Regions from separate parts of the Homo sapiens genome. Here region 1 is linked to region 2. The links are chromatin contacts, found by Hi-C or POLR2A ChIA-PET in ENCODE. All regions are on one chromosome and are shown on one strand. Each heading gives the region's core, a stretch centred on a gene start or an enhancer-like site at or near the end of the contact. The rest is flanking DNA. Distances are from core to core; before and after follow the strand shown. Region 1 has its middle 41 kb from the start of LINC00475. Region 2 holds the start of LINC00475 (long intergenic non-protein coding RNA 475).

Evidence for each region. Hi-C counts contacts between places; a loop is a spot of excess contacts on that map. ChIA-PET counts read pairs that join two places held with the same protein, here RNA polymerase II (POLR2A). Pooled maps may share reads with other maps.
Region 1: a map with no recorded cell type shows a loop between it and region 2 (1.9-fold over the local background). The contact joins the enhancer-like site here to the promoter of LINC00475 in region 2. A Hi-C loop is called at or near these places in 2 of 168 maps with a recorded cell type or tissue (PC-9 and posterior vena cava), 5 of 37 single-sample maps with no recorded cell type and 6 of 50 pooled maps. POLR2A ChIA-PET finds 5 or more read pairs at or near these places in 5 of 52 experiments (AG04450, K562, MCF 10A and 2 more).

What each region holds. Positions count from the first base shown.
Region 1 is chr9:92,179,750-92,185,296 of GRCh38, forward strand. It overlaps the pseudogene PRSS47P. Among named protein-coding and RNA genes, the nearest start is that of LINC00475, 41 kb to the left of the region's middle. Within about 2 kb of position 1,307, at least 2 of the 41 ENCODE cell types and tissues checked have a DNase peak (open chromatin) inside an H3K27ac peak, as active enhancers do.
Region 2 is chr9:92,139,319-92,144,517 of GRCh38, forward strand. It overlaps LINC00475 (long intergenic non-protein coding RNA 475), which reads left to right and starts at 2,149. Exons shown (of 4, transcript NR_027341.1): 1 at 2,149-2,332. RefSeq lists enhancers at 696-1,275, 1,855-2,434, 2,435-3,013 and a silencer at 1,999-2,178.

The DNA.
Region 1 (5,547 bases), core at 57-2,556, 40 kb after region 2:
GAGAGACTAGGCAGATCAGGGTGGGCAGATGTGGGGCCAAGAAGAGCGAGCTTCTCATTGCTTCATCTTCTCAGTTTGATGAGAAGCAAGAGAGCACACTGAGAGGGAGGGGCCTGGGCTGGGGGAGTGGAGGCCAGAGGAGAGAGAAGGGGTGACGTGGTGCGGTCACTAAAGAATACTCCCAAAGACATCCATATCCTCATCCCTGGAACCTGTGAATGTGTTATCTTACATGGCGTAGGGGACTTTGCAACTGGAGTTGAGTGGAGACTCTTGAGATGGGAGATTATTCTGGAGTATCTCAAAAGGCCCAGTGTCATCACAAAGTTTTTTATAAGGGAAGGCAGGAGGCAGAAGGGTCAGAGTCAGAGGAGGAGATATGACAACAGACACAGAGGTCACACTGATAGCTTTGAAGATGGAGAAAGAGACCATGAGCCCAGGAGTGTGGGCGGCCTCTAGAAGTTGGAAAAGGAAATTGAATCTCCTCTAGAGCCTCCAGAAAAAAACCCAGCTCTGATGACACCTTGATTTTAGACTTTTGCCCTCTAGAACTGCAAGATAATAGACATCTGTGGTCTCAGCCGCCCAGTTTGTGGGGATTTGCTCCTGCAGCCCTGGCAAATTCATGCCCGGGGTCTTCTTGGGAGTGGAAAGTGCCTTCGCTGTCTCAGATCCACCCCTCAGTGCTTCCCTACTCGGAGTGCCCACCCAGCTTGTTTGAGGGCAAGAGGAGGCCTGGTCCTCCGGGCAATGGTCCCTGACTACTCCAGGCCTCAGTGATCCATGCAGATGAACCACCTGCTTGCCAACATCACGCTTGATTCTGGGCCAGTCTGGGAGAGACGGGAAGGACTCCAAGGGTCTCCTGGCCCTGACCCTTGGGAGCTCCGAGTACGCAGAGGAAGTCCCAACATTAATGTACCCCATGCAAACTAGGCTGTGGTTTGCACTACTGTGGAGACAGAGGAAGCCACGTGTAACTGGTGGGCCTGGTGGTGAATTCCACATTGGGTGAAAGGGCAGGTCCGAGATAGGCCCAGAAGAATGAGTACAACTCAGATAGAGGAAAACAGACAAGGCCAGGAACATGGAAGCCAACACTTATTAAGCACCTGCTAAATGCCAGGCATGGTGCTACATTTCTACAGGAACCTTATGAAGTGGAGGCTGTTAGCAAGCCCACTGCACGGGTGAGAAAACTTAGCTAAGGTCACAGCACATGCAAGTGACAGAGTGAAGACTGCAACCAGCTGTGTCCTGCTCGCAGTCTGAGCGCTGAGTCACCCTGCAGCTCTCTCTCTCCTCAAAGCTGTTTTTGCGTGCTCCATGCAGGGAAGAGAAGAGAGCCACAGGGTGGAGGCGGGGACCACAGCAGATGGCTCAGCAGGAGATGAATCCAGATGGAATCTCACAGACAGGCAGTGGTGGCTGAAAGGCTCAGGAGATGTCCACCTCAGTGGTGTCCTTGGCCTGGGCAAGGAACTAGAGGAGGGGCAGGGCTGAGGGCACTGTGGAATGTCCAGCAGGTAGGCAAAGTGTGCTGGCCCTGAGGCTCCAGGGGCATGACCTTTGCAAGAGAGGCTGGTGGGGAACAAGGCTGGAAGGGAGCTGGACTAAGGACTTGTTGGCTGAGCCCCACCAGGGCTGGGCATTGGGCAGGCTCCCTGCTCCCCCTGGGGTACAGATGACTCTGTGAGGAGAAGGGGCCAGGCCACAGCCAGAAAGGAGGAACAATGAAGTATGTGGACGTGGACAGGAAACCAAGAAGCCTGGGGCTGGCTCCCGCTGGGCAGGCAGGTGGGCTGAGCTCCCTCCCACTACTCAGTTAGCTTGCCGGGCAATATTGAAAACAGTGCTGCCAATGAGCCCTTCCCACGGGCCAGGGGGACTCAGGGCTCAGACTAGGGGGAAGGAAAGACCTGGTTCTAGTTTTCAATCTATCATTTTGCTAGCATTGTGGTCTTTGCCAAACATATCCATTTCCAAGGGCTTGCCATAACACACTGCCACCACCTTGGTGGCTTAGAAGCAACAGAAATGTATTCTCTCACAGTTCTAGAGGCCACAAAACTGAAATCAGTGTGCTTCCAGGGACACACTACCTCCAAAGGCTCTAGGGGAAGACCCTCCCTTGGCTGTTCCAGCTTCTGGCGGCACAGGCATTCCTTGGCTTGTGGCGGCATCCCTCTCCTCTCCATGTCTTTCTGCACATGGCCATCTTCTCCATGTGTGTCTCTATGGCCTCTCCCCCTCTTTTAAGGACACCAGTCATTGAATTTAGGGCCCACCCTAAATCTAGGATGGGTTCATCTTGAGATTCTTAACTAATTACATCTGTAAAGATCCTACTTCCGAATAAGGTCACACTCTGAGGTTCCAAGTGGACGCCATCCTTCCAACCACCTCATGGAGGAGGCCTTGGAATCCTCACGCAGCTGATGAGGACCCAGGCTCAGGAGGTGAAGAGAACATCCCAGGTCACAGGGCAGGCACATGTGGTGGAGCAATGTCTCTCATTCCAGGGTCCCAGCACTTTCCTCTCTGCCCTACAGTGGTGTCTATGCAAAAGCTCGGCCCACAGATGTCAGCTTAAGAGGCTACCACCTGTGGGAGAGGTTGTGGAGGCAGGGTTGGCCTTGGAGTCGCAACACCTGGGCCCAGGTTGTACTGCCTCACTTAGGCTAGCCACTTTTCCTCTCTGGGCCTCAATTTCCCCACCTATAAGATGGAACATTACAGAAGGTTGAAAAGGATTTTCACACCATGTATCTTACTGTGAACTTATGTCCGGAATACATAAAGAGCTCCTAGAAGAAAAAGACAGACAACCCAACAGAAAAATGAGAGGAGAAAAAGAACTTGAAGGGAAACTTCATAAAGATATCCAATAATAATAAACATACAAAAAATTTTAAGCCAAAAACTACACACTCACCAAAATGGCCAAAATCAGAAAAGATGGAAAGGAATAAAAGTTGGTGAGAAAAGAAGCTCTCATCCTCTGCTAGAGGGAAGGCGGTTTGCTATCCTCTGCCAAAGCTGAACACACAGACACATCTTTTTATCTAGCAATTCTACTCATAGGATTCTATGCAATAAAATATATTCATCTGTGTCCCAAAGACAAATACAAACATGTACATAGCACAGCTACTTATAATACCTCCAACTTGGAACCTACTCAAATACTTATCCAATGTAGAATTCAACTCACACAATAGCGCGCTGTCGAGCAGTGAGAAGAACACACCATAACAACGTGTAATAGTATGGACAAATCTCAGAAATACACTGTTAGGACACAAGAGAGTGCTGACTGTAAATTCCACTTACAGGAATTTCAGAATCTACGGTGTTAAAAGTGAAGGTGTTTGTTACCCTTGGGCGTTAGTGATAAGAAGGAGGCACATGGGTGCTTCTCGGGTGCTGGTAACATGTTGTATCAGTGTGGGAAAGTTCACCAAACTATATACTTATTAATTATGTACTCTTGTGTATATATATTATGCTTTAATAAAAAGTTTAAAATATATTAAAAAATGCTGTTTGAAGATCCTTCCAGCAGATGTTCCTGCTGAGATGCGCTGGGGAAGGGGCTAGTCTAGGGGAGACTTCTGAGGGATGGAGCCCAGGGAGGACACTCAGAGGAGAGGAAACAGGAATTCCAAGGGACACCACAAAGAAAGCAGAGGCAACACAGAGACCCGTCCCAAGGGAAACTGAGGCCAAGAGAATATGCAAAGGAAGAGAGGAAATGACCGTACTCACTTTGCAGATGGACTTTCCTGTCGAGAAGTCCCCCCCCACACAGCATCTCCTCGTGCAAAGCTTAGGTCTCGCCTTTGCCAGTTCTTTGCCCATATAAGGTATTACAGAGTGTGTTCTCAATGAGGCCCACCTTGCCCTCCTGGAGATAGAAGGGTGGTGACAGTTGCACTGAATAGATAAGGGGGAGATCAATGACATGTCCTGTAGGTTAACTAAGAAAGTTCAGGCTACTCTGAGCCCCTACTCTGTCTGACTGCTAACCACAACCCCCCAAACATAGGTTTTCTCAGAACTGCTGAGCTTTAACTGCTGCTTCACTCTACTACCCATCCTTGATAAGCTTCTCTTCTTTTTCTCAAACCTTTGCACATAGTCATCCTATTCCCTCTACCTCTCTCATAGCAATAGATCACACCTCTCTTATTCTACAAGAGGCAAATCCCACCAACACATGACTCATTTATTGGAACTTAGCAACTATTCACTGACCAACTTACTCTTTCATGAACCATCCCATCCATTCTCCCTCCATCTATCACTAACCTTTCTTCTCCACCCATCATCCCATCCACTCACTCACCCATTCCTCCATCTACCTATCTTCCCACACCTACCCATTCATCCACTCACTTTCCAGATATTTGCCCATCCATCCATCCTTGCAGCCATCTCTCCATCGAGCCCTCCATCTCTCACCCACCTATCCTCCTCTCCACCTACTGACACATCCACCCACTGACACATCCACCCACTCCATCTGTCCACCCCTCACCAATCCTTCTATCTACACATCTATCCAAACATCCATCTACCAACTCAAATATCATCCATCAATCCATCCATCCATCCACTCATCCCTCCACTTATCCTTCCATCCATGCAGTCACCCATCATTCTAGCCATCCATTATCCATCCATTTATCCATTCATCCATCCATCCATCCATCCATCCATCCATCCATCCATCCATTCACTAACACAATCACTGATCTATTCACTCATCTATTCAGCTATCCTGGTGCTGTCTTTTACATGCTAATGATATAGATAATTTTTAGTAGAAAGTGACAGATTATATGAAATAATAAATTAAAAAATATTTTAGATTAAGTGATATGAAGAAAATAAAACAGGAAGATGTGATAGAGGGGGTTGCCTATTTTAGCTCACATGATTAAGTAAAACCAAGAAAAAAAACTGAATAGTAAATGTAAAGAAGTGACTCCTGCAAAGATGAGAATGACAAGCAAGCTAAGAAAAAAAAAAAACAGCAGCTAAAGGCCCCGAGATAGAAATAGCCTTGAGATGTTCAAAGAGTACCCAGGAGGCCCAAGAGGATGGGGTGGGGTATGTGAAGGCTGCAGTAAAAGATGGGGTATGTAATGGCTGCAGTGAAATATGAAGAATGGAAAGGGTGCATTGGAAGGTGGGATGTGTCATGACTGGAGCAGGAGATGGGGGATGTGAAGGGTGCGGTGGGAGGTGGGGGATGTGAAGGGTGTGGTGGGAGGTGGGGGATGTGAAGGGTGCGGTGGGAGGTGGGGGATGTGAAGGGTGCGGTGGGAGGTGGGGGATGTGAAGGGTGCGGTGGGAGGTGGGGGATGTGAAGGGTGCTGTGGGAGATGGGGGATGTGAAGGGTGTGGTGGGAGGTGGGGGATGGGAAGGGCGCGGTGGGAGGTGGGGGATGGGAAGGGTGCTGGAATTGCAGGCATGAGCCACCACGCCTGGCCATGTGTCTGGATTTCATTTTGCACAAATGAGAAGTTACTGTAGAA
Region 2 (5,199 bases), core at 899-3,398:
CTTCCCTGGTCAGGCTGGGAGTTTCCAGGTGCAGTGCCTGATGCTGGACACTAACTGCCCCTGGTGGAAGGCCCTGGGAGGACACAGAGAAAGCCTGGAAAGATCAGAGCAAGAGTCCCTGAAATGGAGTCGGGTCTCCCCAAGGGGAAGCGGGGAGAGCTCTTTGGCCAACCTGAGTTCCTACTAAGGTGCAACGGGTCAGAAGTCAGGAGGGTCCTTCTCAGGCCTGGTTGAAGAAGGGTACAGAGGTCGTGCTGGCTGCTCAGCCGGGAGCTTTCCCAGAACGAGACTAAAGCACTGGTGCCCTCCCAGGAGGACTAAATGCCGGTGTCCTCCATATGCCATGTTTATCAGGAGCTGAGGGTGGGCCCCCTAATGACCCTCACAAAAGCAGGCTGGAGGCTCTGCTCTGAGCTGCCCAAGTCTGTCTCAAGCAGCTGCTGCTGAGGTTGCAACAGGGCTCAACCATGGCTTTTCCACTCTGGGAAAATCTCACATTGGAGCAGCAGGAGCTGCAAATGAGATGGAGCCAAGGCTATGGTTGAGTGAAGGAAGTGCAGGCTGGCCTGTGGTAGCTTTCTGCCATAGGGCAAAGGTGGCTCTATCTGTGAGTCTTTCTGGTCATGTAGGCCCATCCTCTAGCCTTCTTAGGAGGCTCATCTTCTACTTTCAGCGCCATGGCACCAACGGGAGGCCTAGGGTCAGGGTCTGCTCATTTCTTGGTCCGGCTATGCAGCCCCTCTAGCCCTGGGAGGTTATCGGAGAGTGGAGAGGTGTTGATGAGAGGATTCTGGCATGTGGAAGGACAGGGTGGAAGAAATCCTGGATGCCTCTGAGGTCCCAGGTTTCTGGTATACCCTCTGGCTGGACCATGGGGAGACAGGGCAAAAAAGGAAGGAGGGGTGCCCACAGCCTGCTCTAGCTCTGCACTGGGGCTTGGCTCAGCATGGGAGAGACCAGAGACAGCAAGAGGCTGCGTGAAGGAAGCACAGCCAGCTCACTATGGTCTAAGGAGAGAACAGGGATTGGCCTCAGTTTTAACCACCGTGCCCTTTGCTCACCAGGGCTCTGGGGCCGGCCAGGTCAGCCAGTTGGTGGGATTCCAGCCTCAGGGTGGCCGAGCTGCAGGTGCAGCACCCGGCCTCCAGGTGGCGCCAATCTGCTTACTTTGAGGTGGCCTCTTGACAAGCAGCTGAGCTGCACGCAGTCCCTCAGCCTGCCGAGGTCCTGGGAGCAGGGATCAAGGTGGTCCCCGTAAACCTGACAGTAAACCTGACAGAGGCTGCAGGAGTGCATTTCCACCCAGGGTGCACTCAGCGAGTGGAACTCCACACCCGTTTCTTTGGAGTCAAGGCGCGACCTCTCAGGGAGGAGACTGCTCCTGGTTGCCCACTGCCGGGTCATCCCAGCTTGCAGTGGAACCCTCCGCAGCCTGGCCTCTTCCAGGGTAGCCCCTCACTCCCCTCTCTCTTGTCCTAGGATAAGGCCGAGGAGGGCTGACGAGTTCCAGCTCTGGGGATGCCCTATCAGCTGTGTCACCTTGAACAAATCATTTCTCCTCTTGGGTCTCTGTTTCCTCCAGTGTGAAACGTGGTGAAGGCATGAGGGGCTATGAGAGCCCCAAGGCCTCTTTCAGAGATCTCCTCTGGGTCCCATGTGACCCCGTGGCTATCCCCAAAGGCAAGAGGGTCCCCAGCCCTGCAGCCAAGGCCCTGGGACACCCTTTCTAAACAAGTGCAGGTCTCTGACGGGCTGAGCTTTGCTCGCTTGGGTTTCTTTGCTTTTTTCCTTTTTTTATCTTTCCTGAATGAAATTCCTGCCAGCTCCGAAGGAAGGAGGGAAGGGAGCTAGCCGCAGCGTAGAAAGTTTCCTTGACTCCTCCTCCGGCTGGGTCTCCCTCCCTTGCCAAGCCCAGCCTGTGAAACTGAATAACGAAGATCACTCAACAATGCCTGCTCCTCTCTGACTGCACCGCCCCGCCGCCGACGCCCAGTAGAGCCCCCGGGGCGGTCCCCACCGACGGCGCAGCCCGCCGGGACCGGGAGAAAGCAGCTGCGGACACCGCGCCCGTGCGTCTGCGCGCCTGGCCGCCAGGTGACCCAGCAGCCCGGCCGCCGAGATGCCCAACCCGCCCAGGCTCCGGGCGCTGTGACTTCGCGCCGCTGTGTGCGCCTCCCCGAGCGCCGGCTGCGCCCCCCAGCCCGGCCCGGGGCCTACCGCCTGCCCGGCCCCCTGCCACTGCCAGGAGGACGGCATCATGCTGTCTGCCGACTGCTCTTGAGCTTGGGCTGTCCGCCATACCGGGGGACCTGGATCCCCTGACGGCTTACCTGTGAGTACTGCCCGCCTGTCTCCACCTGGTACTGCGGGCTGCTGGCTTGCACCCAGTCCTGGCCTCAGCAGGACACCTGCTTGCTTGGTGCCCTGGGGCGTGGGCATCCCGGAGAGGGTTCACCCCCTTCCAAGTTGACCGTTGCGGGACTGGGGAGGGGAGAAGAGTCTGAGACTAAATATCAGGCGAGCAGGGAGACCAGGCTTCCCTGACTTGGCTTCCCCATTGGCCTCCGTGCTTGTGGGCTGACTGCGGGAGCCCAGGTTTGGCAAGGTGGGTTCTGGACCCTAAGCGGGAGGGCGCGGGGCTGGCTCCCCCATCTCCTGTTGCTGCATTCTCTTCCAGCAGAGCAGTGCCCAGGATGGTGGCTGAGGGTAAAGCTGACAGAACTGGAGGTGGAGGTGAGGGGAGCGTGCCCCAGTGGGGTGGAAATAATGTCTGTTCTTCTGCCATGGTGAGGACAACAGGGCTGTCACACTGAGGCTGGGTGGCCTTCTTTGGGGGGGGGGTCCCAGAAGCTGGGAGGGGGGCCTTATCCACTCTTGTCTCCTCAGAAAGGGACTCTGCCAGCACCATCTCCCTTTACTGGGGCCTCCCGGCTCCCCCAGGGGCCTCCCTAAAGTCATGTCCCAAGAGGCTGTGTTGGAGACACTAATTTGTGGGCAGGCGCGGAGGCTGAAAAGCGGAGAACCATTTTTAGCGTCTGAGTTGGGGTGAGATGGCCCGTGAAGGGGACCCTATTGGGGGCAGCTGTCCTGTCCGTCTGGCTCACAGGAGCTTCCCCTCAGAGCTGGAGGGCTGGGGGCTCTCGCTGCTTACCACATGGGCAGGAGGAGGGTGAGAGAGCACATTCCAGGCCACCTACCCGCACCCCCAGCCCCGCTCTGGGGAAAGGAGACCTCCTCCAGCCCAGCTCTGCAGGCTCCATCAACTTCCTCAGAGGAGCTGGGAGCAGGTGGGAAAGCCTGGGGCCTTCTGCTGAGGGCTAGGATCCCAGAGCTCCTTCTGGCCTGAGAGAGACCCCTCATGGCTTCTAGCATGTGGGAGTTCTAGCACGTGGGAGCTTAGAGGAAGAGGACGCTGGGCGAATCTTTATAGGGGCCTAGCAAGAATTTGTGGAACTAAAAGGATGCTCAGTGTTGGCAGTGTCCTGGTGGGAGGCAGAGGGTCCCAGATGGCAACTCTTCATGGGGCTCCTCTCCAAATGTCCCTGTCCCTAGGTTGGGATGTCCTCCTCCACTCCAAAAGGCACAGGCTGTGGGCCAGGTAAGGGAGTGAGAAGAGAAAAATAATGCCCATCTTCTAGAAGGACAAATGGAATCCTTCACAGTGCAGCAGGTGACGGCGGAGGCAGTCATGGGAATAAAGCTACCAACTGCACAGAGGCTGGGTGCTCAGCATCTGGCAAAGCAGGGCAGGCTCCGGCCCCAGCCCACACCCAGGCCAGCCCTGCTTTCAGCAGTTTTCTATCCTGGGAGTATGTGACATTGGTTCATTGGAAGACAGGGTCCTGTGGCTAAAGAGTTTAGATATGACTTCTGTGGAGCCTTTCTCTGGGTGAGCTGAAGGAAGGTCCCTTGCCTGGGTTGAAGGGGCAGGGGAGATAAGGCCTTCCAGAGCTTCCTTTCCCAGTGTTAAGTCTTCCTAGACTGATTAATGATCCTTTTTCTAGAAGGACCTGGGGTAGGAGGTACACTGTCACCTTTGGAATTCAAGCATCCTACCATCCATGCTGGCAGAAGATTTTCCCACTAACTTGTCACAATTCCCTGGGAGCTGTGAAGTCTGCATTTGGGTTCAGTGGAGGTGGGGTTTTCTGAGCTGGTCTGTGTCTTCCTGGGGATTGAGAAAGCCCCCCTCTCTCTCAAGACTCAGGGGATGCTTCTGAGAATGGCGGAGAGAAGAGAGGGAGTGGGAGCTAGAAAGAGTACGATGGGTCCTGAGGCAATGTGGGGAATTTAGCAGTGGGGTCTGGAATATTGGAAGGAGGTAGCAGAGGACCGTGTTCCCTGCCCTGGGCTGGGGAGGGGTCCCATCAGGATGGTGCATGAGGGATATCTACAGTTGTCCTGAGGGTGTCTCAGAGGAGGAATTTTCTTTCTTTGCCCTCTCTGGAGAACAGCTCTACCACAAAGGCACCTGAAGGTGGGGTTGAGGGCTGGCATGGAGAAGAGCCAGGGTGGGGAAGTCTTGGGGCTCCTTTCTCTTTTCAGCGATGTTAGGAGGTGCCCACCTTGGCCCTGCCCCATGTATCCCAGCCCTTGCTGAGGACAGCACAGATTCGCATCTGATGATATAACCAGCAGTGCCTCTCTCTGGGCCACTCAAACCTTGGTTCCTTCCTAGCTCTGCCACCTACTGAGAGTCACTCACTGAACACCTCTAAGCCTCAGGTTCTTGATGTGTACATGGAGAGGAGGAAGCATGTTGCTGAGAGGATTAAATGAGATAATATGTTCAGTGAAAGTCCCCACAGTGCCTGACACCCGAGGGTGACTCTGAAATGGTGGCTAGTATTATCATGCCTCCTGTGGGTGCTCCGTGGAGGTGGAGGTAAACTACCAGGCCTCTCCACACCAGAGGGAAATTGAGCCTAGTGGGTGAGTGTAGAATTCAAGGGAATTGTTTGTGGCTGGAGGAAGAGAGCTGTGTGCTTGGGGAGGTGACTGTCAGGGCAACTCTTGATCAATACTTGGCTGGTTCTGGGGACTTGGAGCCCAACCAGTTGGTGCAAATTGGGGGTTGGGGATCGGGAGGGAAGGTGGGGACTTAGATCCTCCTGACACAGAGTTGAGAATGAAAAATGTTAAAACACTTGGATATGCAGGAAGTAGCAGGCCAGAGAGGACTCGAAGATCCTTAGAAGG